Regions from separate parts of the Homo sapiens genome. Here all the other regions are linked to region 1. Evidence: chromatin contacts called from ENCODE Hi-C or POLR2A ChIA-PET data. All regions are on one chromosome and are shown on one strand. Each heading gives the region's core, a stretch centred on a gene start or an enhancer-like site at or near the end of the contact. The rest is flanking DNA. Distances are from core to core; before and after follow the strand shown. Region 1 holds the start of ARID1B (AT-rich interaction domain 1B). Region 2 holds the start of SOD2 (superoxide dismutase 2). Region 3 overlaps IPCEF1 (interaction protein for cytohesin exchange factors 1).

Region 1 (2,719 bases), core at 156-2,655:
CCAGTTTTCCCATCAATCCTTTTCTATTTAGTCATGTAACATATTTACACTTGGTCAAACAAATAACCACTGCTGCAGTGGAAATGAACTAAAATAGTTTTTATGGAAAGCTGAAGAATGAAATAATTTTGGAAAACTATACTCTACCAAAACCGTAAGTATTGTTTCTGCCAGGTTTTAAATGCTTTCTCTCAATGAAAACTGAGTCCACACTAGTACAAGTGGGTCATTGCCTAAGGTTAAGAAGTCTTGCTTTTTAAAATGTTACTAGGGGACAATGCACATATTGAAAACATTAATAACAATGCAAATATTAAAAACATTATAAAATGTTAATAGACACCAATTTTTAAGAGAACAAAGTATGGAACATTTCTACATTAGGACTAGAGTTGACTGTTTTATATTATTATTGAAGTTATATTTATTAAATATAATGTCTATAATATTTTAGTTTCGTTCCACATCTCTTTGAAATGAATGTATATCGAGAGGGTTAACTGTGCACACGAAGCTCTGAAACATGATGAAAGGTGTCATATAGATTTATGAAGATACGAGCTAACCCATAGCTGTCGCTGTTCTGGCACCAAGAGTTAAATGTTCATGTGAAAGTTGGCGCAGAAAACACCACTGTACATACTCCACAGAGGACATCCAAGTGCATGTAAGAAAAATGCTCCTTTGGGAATACGTGGACATATTCCTTTGGAAATACACTGACAAACCTACATACGTGTTTAAGGTGCCTTCAAAAAGAGTTATGTAAACATTCTCTTTGGGGCGGGTGCAGTCAGTCATAAGCATTTATTGAGTACCTACTGGGTACAGGCCATAGGGCTCTCTGACCGGGGCTAACCTTCATTTCAAATCTTTCCTAATTTTGCAGTTGGAAGAAGTTGTGGGAATTACGCCGATGGCCCGAAATCAAGGCAGAGGCGAACGTTCTGAAAATTACATAACTCCTGGGAGAGACCGTGCTTTTGCAGATTGCCTAAATATTTTCTTTCTCCGTCGGCTCCTTGTAACCTCTGAGGCCAATAGACAACTTTGTTTCCCAGCCCTTCTCCCTCTTTTGTCTGCTCGTCAGACTCGTTTTCCACCTTTGTATCGTTCCTTTTAGACGTGAAAACAAACATGCGAACGCCCGGTTGGCAAGGAGACAGCGGCCCGGGGGGAAAGTGCAGGTTCCGGCCGCCCCACGCCGCCGCGCTCCGAGCGGCCGCCGAGCCGCCCCGGCCCCGGCCCCGGCCCCAGCCTTAGCCCAAGCCCGGCTGGGTCCCGCGAGGCTGCGCCGGGGCGGGCGGCGGCGGCCCGGGGACGAGTCCAGTCCGCGTTTTGCGAGTGCGCGGGAGTAATGCGAGCGAAGTGGATAATAGTTGCTCGAGCTCGCCCGCTGCCTCTCAAGCCATGCTGGGCCCGATAGGCTCAGCTAGTCGTGTATTTACCCATATCCGGGCTAGAGAGGAAAAGAGAAAAGTTTCATTTAAACCTGAACTAAAAACTTTCACCATGAAAGCACACAGCAGGAGCAGGCCCAGAGCGTAAGGCGTGCCCGGCCCGGCGCTCCGGCGGGGCCTGCGGAGGGGGAGGGGGTCGCGGCTTCCCGGCGGGCCGCGTGGATGCGCACAGGAGGGGCCGCGGCCTGAAAAGTGGGGGTTATTGTCTCCCCCCGCCCCCCGCCCGGCCTCGCCACGCCGCGGCGATCATGGCCGCGCGGGCAGCAGCGGCGGCGGCGGCGGCGGCGGCGCGGGCGCGGGCGCGGGCAGGCAGCGGCGAACGGCGGGCGCCCCCCGGGCCGCGGCCGGCGCCCGGAGCCCGGGACCTGGAGGCGGGGGCGCGCGGCGCGGCGGCGGCGGCGGCGGCACCGGGACCCATGCTGGGGGGCGGCGGCGACGGCGGCGGCGGCCTGAACAGTGTGCACCACCACCCCCTGCTCCCCCGTCACGAACTCAACATGGCCCATAACGCGGGCGCCGCGGCCGCCGCCGGCACCCACAGCGCCAAGAGCGGCGGCTCCGAGGCGGCTCTCAAGGAGGGTGGAAGCGCCGCCGCGCTGTCCTCCTCCTCCTCCTCCTCCGCGGCGGCAGCGGCGGCATCCTCTTCCTCCTCGTCGGGCCCGGGCTCGGCCATGGAGACGGGGCTGCTCCCCAACCACAAACTGAAAACCGTTGGCGAAGCCCCCGCCGCGCCGCCCCACCAGCAGCACCACCACCACCACCATGCCCACCACCACCACCACCATGCCCACCACCTCCACCACCACCACGCACTACAGCAGCAGCTAAACCAGTTCCAGCAGCAGCAGCAGCAGCAGCAACAGCAGCAGCAGCAGCAGCAGCAACAGCAACATCCCATTTCCAACAACAACAGCTTGGGCGGCGCGGGCGGCGGCGCGCCTCAGCCCGGCCCCGACATGGAGCAGCCGCAACATGGAGGCGCCAAGGACAGTGCTGCGGGCGGCCAGGCCGACCCCCCGGGCCCGCCGCTGCTGAGCAAGCCGGGCGACGAGGACGACGCGCCGCCCAAGATGGGGGAGCCGGCGGGCGGCCGCTACGAGCACCCGGGCTTGGGCGCCCTGGGCACGCAGCAGCCGCCGGTCGCCGTGCCCGGGGGCGGCGGCGGCCCGGCGGCCGTCCCGGAGTTTAATAATTACTATGGCAGCGCTGCCCCTGCGAGCGGCGGCCCCGGCGGCCGCGCTGGGCCTTGCTTTGATCAA
Region 2 (2,719 bases), core at 220-2,719, 2.9 Mb after region 1:
TATGAGTAAATAGTAAATAAAAACAAGCCTGTTTCAGTTTCCCACTAAAGGGCTATTTTCCTTGTGAACTTTGACCCCTAAGGGAAATCAAGAAAAGTATCAAGTCTAAAGATCCTGAACTGTTCCACAGTTAGGTTACTGCTTTTTTGGTAACGCACACCACAACGGTGTGCCTCCTCCTCTCCCACCTGAAGTCAAGTGGGCTCAGTGAAGTTTCACCTGCAGGGTAGCTGGGGATGCAGGGAGTCTCCAAGTCCTAGGCTGGAGTCCCGACCCCGTTTGCTCTCAGGAAGATGACAAGGACCATGGTTCCTAGCACGGAGTAGTGTCCTCCTGTCTCCCACCTTCAGTGTGACCTGGCAGTAAGACACCACTCCCACTTCTATCAGGAGGTGACCCTGACACTCAGAGACACCTGCGGACCCGATGATGTCTGGCCACCAGTGGACAGGCGCTCTCAGCCCTCCTGCAAACGGCTGGCACACCTACCTGAGAGACCAAACATTTCCCCAAAGCACATTATACAACAAGAACAATTTCAATTTGCAAAAAAAACGAGTGACACAGTAGAGCTTTCTTTTCAGGCCCTACAATTCACCAGTGCTGGCAATATGTGTAACGGAATGTGGCTCACAACAGTAAGGCAAGCTCCTTCGCAGGACCCCAAGTTCCCTGAGATGACAGAAGTGTGTTCAAACCCATCGAGGCACTCCTTCTACAATGAGGTAGACCATGTGTTTAAAAGAGAGACTATCGTGCCTGGAAAACTCGGAACCGGTACAAATACGAAGCGAGTTCTCCTCCACGGAGAGGCCCGTCCGTATGGGGCCTGGCTCCCTGGGGTCGCCTCTGCCGGGGACTGCCTCCCGCCGCTCAGCCTGGAACCTACCCTTGGCCAACGCCTCCTGGTACTTCTCCTCGGTGACGTTCAGGTTGTTCACGTAGGCCGCGTGGTGCTTGCTGTGGTGCAGCTGCATGATCTGCGCGTTGATGTGAGGTTCCAGGGCGCCGTAGTCGTAGGGCAGGTCGGGGAGGCTGTGCTTCTGCCTGGAGCCCAGATACCCCAAAACCGGAGCCAGCTGCCTGCTGGTGCTGAAGACGAGAAAGCACAGCCCGGTCAGTCAGCGCCGCGGGACCGTCTACGCAGGCTGGGCTGCCGAGGAACGGCAGCGCGCGGCGTCCCCCGAGTCCCCGCGTCCCCTCCCTGCGGATCCCCGCTCCAGCCGCCGCGCCGGGCACTCCCGGGAGAACCGCCTGCAGGTGCCCCGGTCCCGCCAGGCCCGGTGCGGCCACTGTCGCCATTGCCGCGGAGGCCCTGCCCGCCGCGAGCCCCTTCGCCCTTGGGGCCGTGACCGGGTCCCCTTTCTTCTCACCCGCACACTGCCCGGCTCAACATGCTGCTAGTGCTGGTGCTACCGCTGATGCCGCCGATCTGCTGAAGCCGCTGCCGAAGCCACCACAGCCACGAGTGCCGCTCCTGCGCCGCCCGCGGGCCTTAAGAAAGCGCGGGGAGCAGGGCCGCGACCCCAGCTGCGCCGCAAGGGCACCGCCGCCCCGCCCCCCCCCCCCGCGGGCCCCGCCCCGCGCCCGCCGCGCCCAACCCCGGGGGTGCCCTGCGTGCCTGTCCCGCCCGCCCGCGCTTGCCGTACACCCCGCGCCCAGGGCACGGGAGAAAGGAGGCTGCAGGCTAGCCTCGGCCTCGGCAACCTCGCTGCCTGTCTGCCGTACTTGAGTGGCGCGCGGCCGAAGGGAGGCGGCCCCTGCCCCCGTGGAGTTGGTACGGCCCGAAGGCCCTGCCTCCGGCTCCGCCCCTGAGGGTGCCGGCGGGGATCTGGCTGCACTAGGCGGCTGCGGCGCCTGCCCCTGAGTTTTGGTTGCGCTGCCGGGGGGCCGCGGGGTCCAGAGGCCTCACTGCAAAAAGACATTCATACCCTCCCAGGGCCCCCGTGGCCGTTCCTAGGGAAGACGGGGCCTAGCTGCTGGTCAGCGCCGCCCAGCCGGCCTATGAGCTGAGGGTAGAGCCAGCGCCCTTCCAACCCGTATTCAGTACTCTTGCGCCGTACCCTTGCTTTGCAAGTAAGCCGACCTTGGGACCTATTCCAGGACAGGAGGCACACAGACTTTGTCCCCACCGGCTGCCTAAGAACAGTTCTTGGACACCCACGACGTGCCCGAGACTGCAGGCAGGATTTGCACACATTTATCTTTATTTTTACCCCTAGGGTTGGTATTATTGATTCTAGTAATAGTGAAATCCTTTGAGGTTAAGCAGCTTCTCCTGGGCACAGTTAACTGAGTCAGGACTAGTTCCCACCTTCCTCACTACTAAGCCCTGGCAGTCATGTTTTGTGTGTTTACAGTAACTCTGTGAACCAACTGTTCAGGATAACATAAAAGGACAACAGAGGATTCTTTCCTGCGCTGTCTTGTAGCCTAGTAAGCTGTTAAGTATCAAGTGCTCTCTCAACAGTTAAACAACAATCCTGAATGGTGTGAATCTTCCATGTGTAGAGGTTAGGAAATCTACACTGCCATTGGCGGGAGTTGCCCCTTTATTGAAAAGAATATGATGGAAGGTAGCAGGTGCTGAACCGTTTCCGTTGCTTCTTGCAACCCCCGTACAGCCCTCCGAAGGATGACTAGGCTTCCGGTAAGTGGAATGGGAAAACAGTCAGGCGAAGAGGAACCACCTGAACTTGGCTTCACAACAGGAAGGGCT
Region 3 (2,719 bases), core at 60-2,559, 2.5 Mb before region 1:
TTCAAGAAAAAAAAACAGCTAAAAAAATTTCTTTGTAATATACTTTTGTGTTTTTAAGTGAATATAGAATTGAAATTCTTGAAATTACATTGAGCAAATTTAATGAGGTTACCCAATGACTATCTGAATCAGCCGAAACTGCAAAAGTCTCCATTTCTCCATATAAATCTATTGTTTTCTCAGTTACTCCCCAAAACCCCCAGGGCACTGGAAACAGATGAGGTCTAAACTCTGAGCTGAGCTGCCCATTCTCATGCCGCCTTAGAACAGTTGTCTCTAGATTCTCACACTACACACAGACTCATGACCACTAGAGAAATCTGAATTATATTCTTTAAAATAGAAAGTAAAAGTAAAAGGAGATTGAAGAAAAGTTAGGATAAAATTCACTGTAAAAGTTCTAGTTCTATGGAGAAACAGTCATTCTCAAACACTGCTGGTGGTAATGCAAAATGGAACTCAACAGAAGGAAACTGGATAATAATCAGCAAAAATGCACTTGCCCATTGACCCAGAAATTCCACTTCTGGGATCTGTCCTAACTATACCTTGGAGAATATGTGGAATGACATGTACATTGCAGCATTGTTTGTATTTACAAAGGATTGCAAAGAATGCAAATGTCTGTCATCAGGTGACAGTTGAATACACTGTGGTATCCACACACAGTGAATAACTATGAAAAACGCCATACAACGCGTAGAGCAATCTCTAGGACATAGTGAGAGAAAAAGTAAGGTGCAGTACTATATATTTAATGTGCTAATTTTGTGTAAGAAAGGAGGAAGAGATTTGACTCAATATACACACTTGCTGTATTTGCGAAAAGAAACATGGGAAAATAAACCAAAAACAAATAGAAAAGGGGGAAGAAAGAGGATAGAGAACAGAGATGCGAAGGAGACTGACTTGGTTGTAACTTGTTACAGGTTTGACTTTGGAATCGGGTACATGATTGATTTTTTAAATCAAAAACAAACACGAAAAAGAAAAGCAATTCTCGAAATTAAAAACAAATAGAAACAAACCTAATTGAATGTAAACATGGTGACATAGCCCCACACAAATAATCATTGCTCTGAAAGACTTAAGAACTTTGACTATACGTATTTCATGGCAAATAGGCTAAGTAAGGACTCTTCGTAGTGACATGTTATTATCATTTTTACATAGTCTTGGTAGGTTTTTTTCCTTTCTTCCCCTCTAAAATTGCACAGAATCTAAAGCTCCCCTCCTTCTCTCCATACAATAGCGTCCATGGCACTGCAACTCATCTGCCCCTTCCTTTCAGAAAAGGAAATACGAAGATTAGCACACCAACACAATCTACATCCTGCAACTATCACAGAGAGCTGCACGTATTAGCATCGGGCTGTGACAAGCACTGCACCAAAAGAAAGAAAAAATGTCTGTGTTTTATTTTCTTCTAGATATCAGAAGCAGGCCTGGTAGGGAGTGTGCTTGGAATCCTTTTAAGAAATATAATAATCTTGAGTAACATCTAATAAGACCTAGCATTTATTGAGCGCTAAGCATATGCCAGTGAGGTAGTACTATGATCACAGCCTTAAGAGGAAAATTAATCCCATGCCAAGTGCCAGACCTAGAACACCAAGCTAGCCTGGTATTATACCATGGGAACCATCATGTGGTATTATTAAAGTGACAGGACTCAGACCAAGACCCAGCAACCAGTCAAATAATTCTAAAGACAAGACTGAAGAAATTCTTCAGAGCTAAAATAGGCTCAGGAACTGAAATGGGAGGAGGAGAGAATCTGCAGTCAACACATGGCACAGAAAAAAACAACCCTGGATTTGGAATTAATGTCTCGATGTAAGCCACATACTCTGACATCCGAGGCAGAGTACTTAACCTCTCTGAGTCACTGTACTCACAGTGAATAAGCAGCTATAACCAGCTTCTCCAGACTAAATGGAAATTAACATAGATGTGTGTAATAATGTAAAATTTGTTAAAGCTATAAAGAAATCCAAGAATTTATTATTATTAGTTCCTAGGAAAGCAGGAAAAGGGGTGAAAAGAAAACAAAAGAGAAGGAATGACCCAGAAATTAATGTAAAATAAGCCTTTTTTCTTTTCTTTTTTTTTTTTTTTTGAGATGGAGTCTTATTCTTGTCACCCAGGCTGGAGCACAGTGGTGCAATCTCATCTCACTGCAACCTCCGCCTCCCGGGTTCAAGTGATTCTTCTGCCTCAGACCCCCAAGTAGCTGGGGTTACAGGCATGTGCCGCCACGCCCAGCTAATTTTTGTATTTTTAATAGAGACATGGTTTCGCCATATTGGCCAGACTGGTCTCAAACTACTGGCCTCAAGTGATCTGCCCGCCTCAGCCTCCCAAAGTGCAAAATAAGCTTTTTGACTGAGTGCATTGTAAGCTGAGCCATCCGACTAGCTGTTTCTGTGTCTCGGCTCTCCTCTCTTTTCTTTGCATCAGATTAATGGTTATAAAAACATTTTAGTTTATTTGGAGAATAATAATACTAGTAAACTTACCATATTCTTCATGTATTATTTGGGGTATTTTTACTAAAATATTGTTGCGTTTGGGTTTAGCTAACATTACCCTATGAATATAACTAGATTTAGATCCAGAGAGACTTTTTTCTTACAAACACCTAGAAATAGATATTCTACATAGACAACATTTGGTAAATGTTTTTGGCTAGAAAAAAGGCCCAATTTCCTACAGAACC

Evidence for each region. A loop is a pair of places that touch in the nucleus more often than their neighbours do. ChIA-PET counts read pairs that join two places held with the same protein, here RNA polymerase II (POLR2A). Pooled maps may share reads with other maps.
Region 2: a map of CD4-positive, alpha-beta memory T cell shows a loop between it and region 1 (17-fold over the local background). The contact joins the promoter of SOD2 here to the promoter of ARID1B in region 1. A Hi-C loop is called at or near these places in 1 of 168 maps with a recorded cell type or tissue (CD4-positive, alpha-beta memory T cell) and 5 of 50 pooled maps. POLR2A ChIA-PET finds 5 or more read pairs at or near these places in 1 of 52 experiments (PC-9).
Region 3: a pooled map shows a loop between it and region 1 (8-fold over the local background). The contact joins the enhancer-like site here to the promoter of ARID1B in region 1. A Hi-C loop is called at or near these places in 10 of 50 pooled maps. POLR2A ChIA-PET finds 5 or more read pairs at or near these places in 2 of 52 experiments (activated CD4-positive, alpha-beta T cell and naive thymus-derived CD4-positive, alpha-beta T cell).

Annotation. Positions count from the first base shown.
Region 1 is chr6:156,775,973-156,778,691 of GRCh38, forward strand. It overlaps ARID1B (AT-rich interaction domain 1B), which reads left to right and starts at 1,406. Exons shown (of 20, transcript NM_001374828.1): 1 at 1,406-2,719. The coding sequence starts at 1,709. It overlaps LOC115308161 (a long non-coding RNA gene), which reads right to left and starts at 2,546. Exons shown (of 2, transcript NR_163974.1): 1 at 2,274-2,546; 2 at 388-1,459. RefSeq lists silencers at 1,130-1,479, 1,500-1,739, 1,890-2,039, 2,110-2,179, 2,430-2,659 and an enhancer at 2,623-2,719.
Region 2 is chr6:159,691,772-159,694,490 of GRCh38, forward strand. SOD2 (superoxide dismutase 2) reads right to left here and starts at 1,470. Exons shown (of 5, transcript NM_000636.4): 1 at 1,374-1,470; 2 at 890-1,092. The coding sequence starts at 1,396. RefSeq lists an enhancer at 713-782 and silencers at 1,153-1,332, 1,533-1,822, 2,503-2,672.
Region 3 is chr6:154,230,867-154,233,585 of GRCh38, forward strand. The region is part of intron 5 of IPCEF1 (interaction protein for cytohesin exchange factors 1); the gene reads right to left. It also overlaps a transcript of OPRM1 not described here. Among named protein-coding and RNA genes, the nearest start is that of IPCEF1, 120 kb to the right of the region's middle. Within about 2 kb of position 1,310, at least 3 of the 41 ENCODE cell types and tissues checked have a DNase peak (open chromatin) inside an H3K27ac peak, as active enhancers do.